Linked DNA regions of Homo sapiens: regions 1 and 2 are each linked to region 3. The links are chromatin contacts, found by Hi-C or POLR2A ChIA-PET in ENCODE. All regions are on one chromosome and are shown on one strand. Each heading gives the region's core, a stretch centred on a gene start or an enhancer-like site at or near the end of the contact. The rest is flanking DNA. Distances are from core to core; before and after follow the strand shown. Region 1 holds the start of WDR19 (WD repeat domain 19). Region 2 holds the start of RPL9 (ribosomal protein L9). Region 3 holds the start of KLF3 (KLF transcription factor 3).

The links. Hi-C counts contacts between places; a loop is a spot of excess contacts on that map. ChIA-PET counts read pairs that join two places held with the same protein, here RNA polymerase II (POLR2A). Pooled maps may share reads with other maps.
Region 1: a loop to region 3 is called in a map of CD4-positive, alpha-beta T cell, with 4 times the contacts of the local background. The contact joins the promoter of WDR19 here to the promoter of KLF3 in region 3. A Hi-C loop is called at or near these places in 1 of 168 maps with a recorded cell type or tissue (CD4-positive, alpha-beta T cell) and 10 of 50 pooled maps. POLR2A ChIA-PET finds 5 or more read pairs at or near these places in 1 of 52 experiments (BJ).
Region 2: a loop to region 3 is called in a map of ascending aorta, with 8 times the contacts of the local background. The contact joins the promoter of RPL9 here to the promoter of KLF3 in region 3. A Hi-C loop is called at or near these places in 1 of 168 maps with a recorded cell type or tissue (ascending aorta) and 10 of 50 pooled maps.

What each region holds. Positions count from the first base shown.
Region 1 is chr4:39,181,088-39,183,787 of GRCh38, reverse strand. WDR19 (WD repeat domain 19) reads right to left here and starts at 1,259. Exons shown (of 37, transcript NM_025132.4): 1 at 1,225-1,259. The coding sequence starts at 1,230. RefSeq lists enhancers at 221-290, 991-1,140, 1,265-1,559, 1,411-1,590.
Region 2 is chr4:39,457,477-39,460,176 of GRCh38, reverse strand. It overlaps RPL9 (ribosomal protein L9), which reads left to right and starts at 1,255. Exons shown (of 8, transcript NM_000661.5): 1 at 1,255-1,286; 2 at 1,737-1,783; 3 at 1,868-1,983; 4 at 2,496-2,591. The coding sequence starts at 1,738. LIAS (lipoic acid synthetase) reads right to left here and starts at 1,121. Exons shown (of 11, transcript NM_006859.4): 1 at 1,015-1,121. The coding sequence starts at 1,059. RefSeq lists enhancers at 594-643, 1,014-1,308, 1,504-2,254 and a silencer at 1,024-1,073.
Region 3 is chr4:38,662,871-38,665,570 of GRCh38, reverse strand. It overlaps KLF3 (KLF transcription factor 3), which reads right to left and starts at 1,372. Exons shown (of 6, transcript NM_016531.6): 1 at 1,110-1,372. KLF3-AS1 (KLF3 antisense RNA 1) reads left to right here and starts at 678. Exons shown (of 16, transcript NR_171644.1): 1 at 678-777. RefSeq lists silencers at 632-981, 1,042-1,641, 1,652-1,921, 1,952-2,471 and a promoter at 1,110-1,912.

The sequences.
Region 1 (2,700 bases), core at 10-2,509, 520 kb before region 3:
TTTGTTTGTAGCTTATTAGCTGTAGGGCTTTAAGTAAGTCGTTTAAATTGCCTCCAGCAAAAAATTCTCAACTGTAAATCATGAATAATAACTCTTCACTTCTAATATTTCATAAATTGTAAAGAGCTTTAGAAATAAAAATGGGAGTTATGATTACTGGTCCGTCAATTCCAATTTCCACACTAATAGCCACGAAGAAGCATGAGGACATCTAAAATAATTTTAAAATTGAGCCTTCCAGCCGGGCGCGGTGGCTCACGCCTGTAATCTCAGCACTTTGGGAGCCCGAGGTCGGGGGATCATGAGGTCAGGAGAGTGACAGCATCCTGGCTAACACGGTGAAACCCCATCTCTACTAAAAATACAAAAAATTAGCTGGGTGTGGTGGCACGCGCCTGTAGTCCCAGCTACTCGGGGGGCTGAGGCAGGAGAATCGCTTGAACCCAGGAGGTGGAGGTTGCAGGGAGCAGAGATTGCGCCACTGCACTCCAGCCTGGGTAACAGAGCGAGACTCAGTAAAAAAAAAAAAAAAAAAAAGCCTTCCATTTCTTTGCCAGAGCAGAGCAAGGGGGGACTGCTCTGATAAATCAGAAAGTGGGGTGAACAAGAAGCCCAAGCCTAGAAACCGTGCGTGCAGAGGATGAGGCACATGAGCGTGAGACCTGAGTTTTCGGGTGCAGATTTCCCGTCAATAATGTACACTCGCTAGCAGGTGATTGGACTGGTCACAGGTAATACATTTTGAAGTTATTCTTTAGGAGGCTTTTCATTCTTTTTAAGGCGCTGGGCAGCTGCGCGGCTTGCCAGAGGCTTAGCCCCAAGAAATGAGGTAGCTCGTGACATCGGACCCAGTCAACTTCACAGCGACCCTCCAAACGCGTTAACTCGACCAGTTCTTTCCGCGTGCGAAGCTGGGGTATCTTTAGATCCAGTCCGCTCATTTCGGCCAGGGAGGGGTTCCCACTTTCTGCACCGCTTCTACGGCGTCTGCAGTCCCCAAAACGAGAGGCCTCTCTCTCCGCCCTCTCCTCTCCTCCTATTTTCTTTCCTTTCTCTCGTCCCTTCAGCTTCGCCCCCGCTCTCTCTGGCCACCTCTCTCTCTCTCTCTCTTCCTCATTTCCAACGAACTCAGAAGGGAGAGGGACAGATATCCTCTTTTAAAAGCGACCAAGGGCCAGTAGTCGCGTTTTCCCGCCCCACCCCGGGAATTTGTAAGTTATTTACCTTCATCTCCACGCTCGAGCCGCTACGCGAACTATGAAGTACGCAGGCGCACCCGGTCTCCACCAAGCAGGCTACCGCGTTCCCGTCACCCAGGAGACCGCGCGAGCAGCGACCAATCAGCGAGTGCTAATTGAAAGGCGGTGCCTCGAGGGGCCGGGCCAAGCGCACCGCCCTCTGCGAGGGTGGGTGAGAGGCGGAGGGTGGAATCACATGACATCAGAGACGCTAACCCTGGGAAGTTGGGCGTCGCGAGGCCTTGCTGAGCCTCGGCTTCCTGGCTGGCTCTGATTGGATGAGATTCGTCCGGGAGAGACGGGCTCTGTGAGCCCTCAAAGGCGCGTGCGTAAATTTTGGACCGCGATGACTAAGATGTCAGTGCTGGCCAAAGGGGGCGCCGAGAAGCTGAAGGAAAGAAGACGCAGAATGTTAGATTAAAGGAGGCAGGATGGGCTAAATACTCCTATACAGTCCACGCAAAGAGGGGTTGGACGAGCTCGGGTATATCTTTTTTTCTTCCAGGTTTCTGGGGTAGAAGGGAGGAGGCATAAGAGGTACAATAGTTTATTTCAAGGTAGGGTTGTTGGTGCTTTTTTTTTTTCAGTTTCACCAAAATCTTTTTTTTTTTTCAATGTCAACAAAATGTGCTAGCTAACGTGGGCAGGAAAAATGAGCTCCAATAGTTTTCCTTTAGAGTTTGGATCTGGCAGCTTTTCCCCAAGTATAAAGCCCTGTTGTACAGTATTTGTGCTGCATTATTTATAGCATGAAAGTGCATCTTTTACCCAAGCGTCTGAAAGTGTTGAAACAGTCTACCTTTTGCTTTTCTTTTCGACATCAGGTAGGAATCTGATTGGCTTAGAGAAAGTTAATCAATGATTTGAAATAACTAATAATGAATGTTTGCAAATTCTTAAGTAGGGTGCTATGCCTTTGCACTGGGGTTTTCAGTTACGTTACGACAGGGGTCCGGATCCAGACCCCAAGAGAGGGTTCTTGGATCGCGCGCAAGAAAGAATTCAGGGCGAGTTCTCAGTGCTGAGAAAAGCAAGTTTATTAAAACACGTAAAGTGGTGAAAGGACAGCTACTCCATAGACAGAGTAGGACATTCCTGAAAGCAAGAGAAGGGACGCATCCACCCTAGGTACAATGCTTGTATATATGGGGAGATGTGCTCTGCTACAAGGGTTTGTGATCAAAGATTAATTTTCTTAATTATTTTGCAGGAATTGATATTATTATCTTTAAAGCAAAATTAGGAATGCCTTTGTTCTCCAGATATCCCGATATCTGGGTCTGTTTTAGTAAACATTATTAATTTATTCCCTTAATCGTAAACATCTAGAGGCGAGGAATGCCCAAATTCTGAGAATTCAGCCCAGCAAGTCTCAGCCTCATTTTCCTAGCCCTCACTCAAAATGGAATCGCTCTGGTTCAAACGCCTCTGACAGTTAGGTTAATTACTTAAATTTTTACTG
Region 2 (2,700 bases), core at 6-2,505, 790 kb before region 3:
AACAAGATTGAACTGCAATAACTGAAGAAGGTGCCACAGTTTAAAACTGTTCTGGTCCTGACTTGAATCAGGGGCGTTTAAAGTGAAGTGTGCAATAAATCTCTCGAGCTTTGAATAATTGTTGAAACGTAGGTTAATAATGCCCAATTAGTTTCAGACAACTGGAAGGTTAAAACCAAGCCTAACGTTTTTACTTTCTTTTTCTTTTTTTTTTTTTGAGATGGAGTCTCGCTCTGTCGCCCAGGTTGGAGTGCAGTTGCGCGATCTCGGCTCACTGCAACCTCCGCCTCGCGGGTTCAAGCGATTCTCCTGCCTCAGCCTGGCGAGTAGCTGGGACTACAGGCGCACGCCACCACGCTCAGCTAATTTTTGTATTTTTAATAGAGGCGGGGTTTCACCATGTTGGCCAGGATGAACGTTTTTACTTTCTAGGTTACATTGTTTCTGTGTTTGAACGTGGCAGTCAAGAACATAAGAAATCATGGTATTCGGCTTTTACATCTGAACACAAACGTGTATGAGATAGCCAAAACACTACAAAATCCACGAGTCTGCACATGTATCTCAAAAGAACCTTCGACAACTCAAAGAGTGCCTGTTAGGGTGTTGCACGATTGCTACTGCACTTCTCAATGTCTGCCGCTGAAGCCTAGCGGACAGGTTTGTGTTCTCTGCGGCTAGAGTGGTGTCTCACACACAGTAAGAGTCCAAGACAGAATAGCTATGTGGGGTGCTCACTGCAGTGCTCCATAAATATAGGGTACAAACCACTCTAAGCAGAAAATAAGTCCTCGGTGCTGGCCCAGAGAGACTTGCAAACAAACTGATGCCAGAGACTCTATATCATGGGGCTGGCGGGATAATTACATGAGATTACACGAAAAACGTTTAAAACTGCCGTTGGCTAGTAGTAAATGTTCAGTAAATGCACTGGCCTTTATTATTGGGCATGGGCGCTCTGAAGGGATAGGATCCCCCCACCCCACGCCCAAACCCGTTCGCCCCGCCGCTCACCCGGGGCCCCAGGGTGCGGGCTGCATCCCCGCAGCGTAGAGACATTTCCTCTTTAGGACTAGCGCAGTGCAGGGGTTGAGGGATCGCTAACTCCCGGGAAAGGACAGGTCGAAATTACGTCGCTCCATTTATGACAAGCAGCCAAGCTGCTCCACGATTGGCTGCTTTAGCCTTACGTGCGTCGCGCACTCATGACGCAATACGCAGGCCCCTTACGCGATACAAGTACGTAATGACGACAGACGTTCTTTCTTTGCTGCGTCTACTGCGAGGTAAGGATGTTTCTGTGCTCGTGGGGGTACTGGGAATCTGAAACCATCTGCTCTGGGAAAGGCTGCGGCGCGGCTCCCACTCTCGGAACCTTGTCCTGTTTGTCCCCCAGCTCGGCAAGCGCCATATGAGCCTGGCGGCGCCAGATGCGAATCCTGTTGTGGGCTTTTTGGCCTATTCCCGCCCCTCAGTCTTGCCGGGATGGCACCGCCCGCATAGGACTTCCAGGGTTGGGCTGAGTGGGAGTTCGACTGCTGGGCCTCGTAATTCTCGCTTTGGGGCTGCTCCTTCCAGGCTGGGACACACTGGGGCCCGCTGTCGGTCTCCCGTCCTCCGACATCTTGTCTGGAACTTCCGCCTGGCAGTCTCCAGTAGGAGTGGAGCTCTGTGCGGCGTAGTTTGGTGGAAAAACGGGCCTTGCGTCGGCCTCACCCCCAGTGTTTGTGTTTCAGAATGAAGACTATTCTCAGCAATCAGACTGTCGACATTCCAGAAAATGGTATGAGACTTGATGTCTTTTACTTACATCTTTACTGCACGTTCCAAGCGTTGTGTGGCCTGACGAGTGTGTTCTCTCTTCTAGTCGACATTACTCTGAAGGGACGCACAGTTATCGTGAAGGGCCCCAGAGGAACCCTGCGGAGGGACTTCAATCACATCAATGTAGAACTCAGCCTTCTTGGAAAGAAAAAAAAGAGGGTGAGGGTTTTTCTTCTGATAATTCAGTTGCTCGTTGGAAGGTGGTTTATAACAGCATCACATTTGGTTGCTTTAACAATTTTCGAATTAAGGTTCAGTGCTTCAGCTTTAAATGTTGCTGTCCAGAATACCAGCCTGTTCAGTGAAATTGAAAAACCAGATTCTGAACACAGCCAATTATATAAAGCTCAAATGTAATAGTGGTCATCAGTGACACGTCTTAATGGTGTTAGAAGTTTGGTTTATTTTCCTAGTGATTGCTTTGTAAAAATCACAGGAACCGGCAGTAGGTCATTTAAACCTGATGATTTAATTTTCCAGAAGGGAAGTTTGTTGCAACTTCTACAAAGCTTAACTGTTGGGAGGTTTTATAGGTGGTTGGATTTTTCCAGTTGAAAACCATGTGCTTTGATAAGGGTTAATTCTAGAATCTTAAAGTAATTCGGTAAGTGGTCTGTTGTCTTTTAAGCCTGCATATTTCTGGAAAGAATACATTTTTTGTTCTGTTACAGCTCCGGGTTGACAAATGGTGGGGTAACAGAAAGGAACTGGCTACCGTTCGGACTATTTGTAGTCATGTACAGAACATGATCAAGGGTGTTACACTGGTAAGCAGATGTATCAGACTTCCTTGTTTTGGAAAGGGAGGTTTCTCAAACCTGTGCTTTATACAGCGTAAGTGTCTCTTTCAGAGAATGGGTCATGTATTTTATTTGG
Region 3 (2,700 bases), core at 123-2,622:
TTTAGTGAAATACAAGAAGGTGAGCAATTTCCAATTTCCGTTTAACTTGACTTATTAAAAATAAGTCTCATTCACATTCTTCTAGTATTATTGTATACTGCTATAAAATTTAAACCAGAAAAGTGCTTCTCCTTGTCAGTAGCTATCTGCCCAAAAAAATGAATATGACAATTCCAGATCTCATCTGCCATCTCTAAGAAAGCCACTTGGAAATGTTAGGTAGGTCCCATGGGTCCTGATCCAGGGATCTGTCCCTGGGTCCCCATCAGGCTCGGCTGCAGGCAGTTGCCTAAGGCGTCTTCCGCCTTCAGCCACGCTGCAATCCTTGCTCCAGGCACTGCGGCAGGTTCTCTCCATGCCCCCAGGAAGACTCTCCAAACCCGACCAGCTCATTTCTCCTGCCCCGGAGGATCCAGACGCCCTGGCAGCTCCTGGGCTCCAGAACCGAGAATGGGATGCTGCCTCCAATCCCAATTGCCCTAAGTTTCTTTCCAGAGGGCCGGGAGACTGCTCCAAGTTTGCTGTGGCGGGCGAGCGGCCGCGCGCCGTGTCCTGGGAGGGGGGCGGCGGGGGGCGCGGGCGGAGGGAGGGGAGGGGAAGGACGCGGGAGCCTGGGTTGTGGTGGTGGTGGGGGGGCACCGGGAGGGGGAGGAGCAGGAGCGCGCGGCCGCGGCGCTACCTTTCTCCAAACAACGTTGCCACACGCGGAGAGCACGGAGATTTCTGGGGCTTTGGAGGGAATCGTGAGCGGGCGGGAGGAGGCCGGGGACCACACAGGTGAGCCCCCGCCCGCGCCCTGCCCGGGACGGCGGCGGGCGCTGCCAGCCCCGCTCCCCCGCACCCGGGGTCCGCACGGTGCCTCGCCTCAACCCCTCACTTTTCACCGCGAACCCGTGACCCCCTCCTCCTTGCTTGCTCTCCGCCCCCACCCCGGCTAAGTGTAGCCGCCACACTTTCCCAAGCCCGCAGGCGCCCCCCCCAACACCAGCGCTGCACCCCCGACCCATTCCCCGCGGCCCCCTCCAGGAGAAAAAATGAAACCAGACTGGCCGAGGAGGGGGGCGGCAGGGACCAGGGTGCGGAGCAGAGGTGAGGGAGACGGGACTTACTTTGCGAGGCGCGGTGCAGGGCGCCGCCGACGAGAAATAAAGGCCCCGATACGGGCTGCCTGGAGCCCCCCGAGCGCAGCAATGTCAGGGCTCCAGTCCGGGCGGCGTTGGCGGCCGCAGGGGACGGGGACGGGCGCGCGTGCGGCGGGCGCTCTCGCTGCGCTCCGGCTCGGGCCCCGGCTCCGCGCGGCTCCGCTCCTGGCTCCCCTCTGGCTCCTGGCACCAACTCCGGGCAGTCACATGACGCCGGCGCCGCTCGCTCTGCGAGCCTCCCGGGGCTGGCGGGGTAAGTAGAGGCTGGGACCCGGGGTGGGAGGGTCAGGGAGGGGAGAGGGAGCCGCCGCGGCCGCCCGGGCTGGGCGGGTCCCCACCCACTTGGGTGGAGGCAGCCGCCGGAGGGGTCGGCCGAGTCACTCGCGCAAACACGCACCCCGCCCTGCGCCCTTCCCCCGCCACCCCCGCCTCCCGCGCCGCCTCCGCCCCGCCCCGCCCAGTCACCCGGGGACGGCCTGACAGACACTCATTATTCCCCGGAGCCGGGCGCCGCCCCGCCGGCCCAACCTGTCCCACGAGGCGCGGCGCGGCCGTGGGGCTGGGCGTGCGCGGCGCGGCCTCCGCCCCCCGCCCGCGTCCCCGCCCGCGTCCCCTCCCCGCGCCCTCCTCCCCGGAGTCCGCGCCCCGCCAGCCCTCCCGCCCGGCCCAGCCGCCGCGCCGCCGCCCGAGCCCGGGGGGAAGGAAGGGCGGCGCTGCCCGCTCCGGGCGTCACACGGCTGCGGCCCGCTGCGCTGCTTCCAAAACACACAGCCGGGCTCGCGGGCGAGCCGAGGCGGGGGGCGCGGGCTGCCAGGGCCATCGATCAGCCGGCTCCAGCGGGAAGGGCGGCCCCGGGCGCGGCGGGAAGGGCTGGGCCCCGCGGCCGGCGCGGCGCGGCGCGGCCCCTCCTCGGCTGAGCGCACTCAGCTCACTGCAAGAGAAAAGCCGAGCCGAGGCGGCCGCGGTGCAGGAGCGAGTGGGCCGGGCGGGTTCGGGAGGGGAAGAGCGGCCGCTGGGGCGCGCCGAGCCTCCCTGGCCCCGAGTCGCCGGGGTCAGGGGACACCCTGTAGGCGCGCTCTTTCTTTGTGCCCTGGGGCGACGGGTCCCCCTGGCCGGCGGCCCAGGCGGCGCCCCCCACCTCGTGGGACTTTTCTTTGAAGGCCCGGAGACCCCTGGGGCAAAACTCCCACGGGCCAGGCCTGCCGCTGGAGCTAAAAAGCGGCATTTGCGCAGTTGGGCTTGCCTGGAAACTTGGCAAACTTTGGTCGGATCCTCCCCTGCAGAGCGAGGGCCTGGCCTGGCGACCCCCTCATTTCAAGTCGCTTCTAGGGACCTAGCGCCCTAAGCTCAGTGGCCTTCAGGGTGCTGCGAGCGAGCGGGGCGGCACAAAAGCGCGTTCGGTCCAAGCCAGGCCCCTTCGAGGACTTTGTGTAGATTGGTACCTAAGTTTAATGCCTTTTGAGTTTCTTTTTAAACAGTATTAATGTAATAATTAATGTAATAAAAAGAACAAAGGACGAATTCGTTCGATTGTTTTAAGTTCTGTGTAATGTTTAAA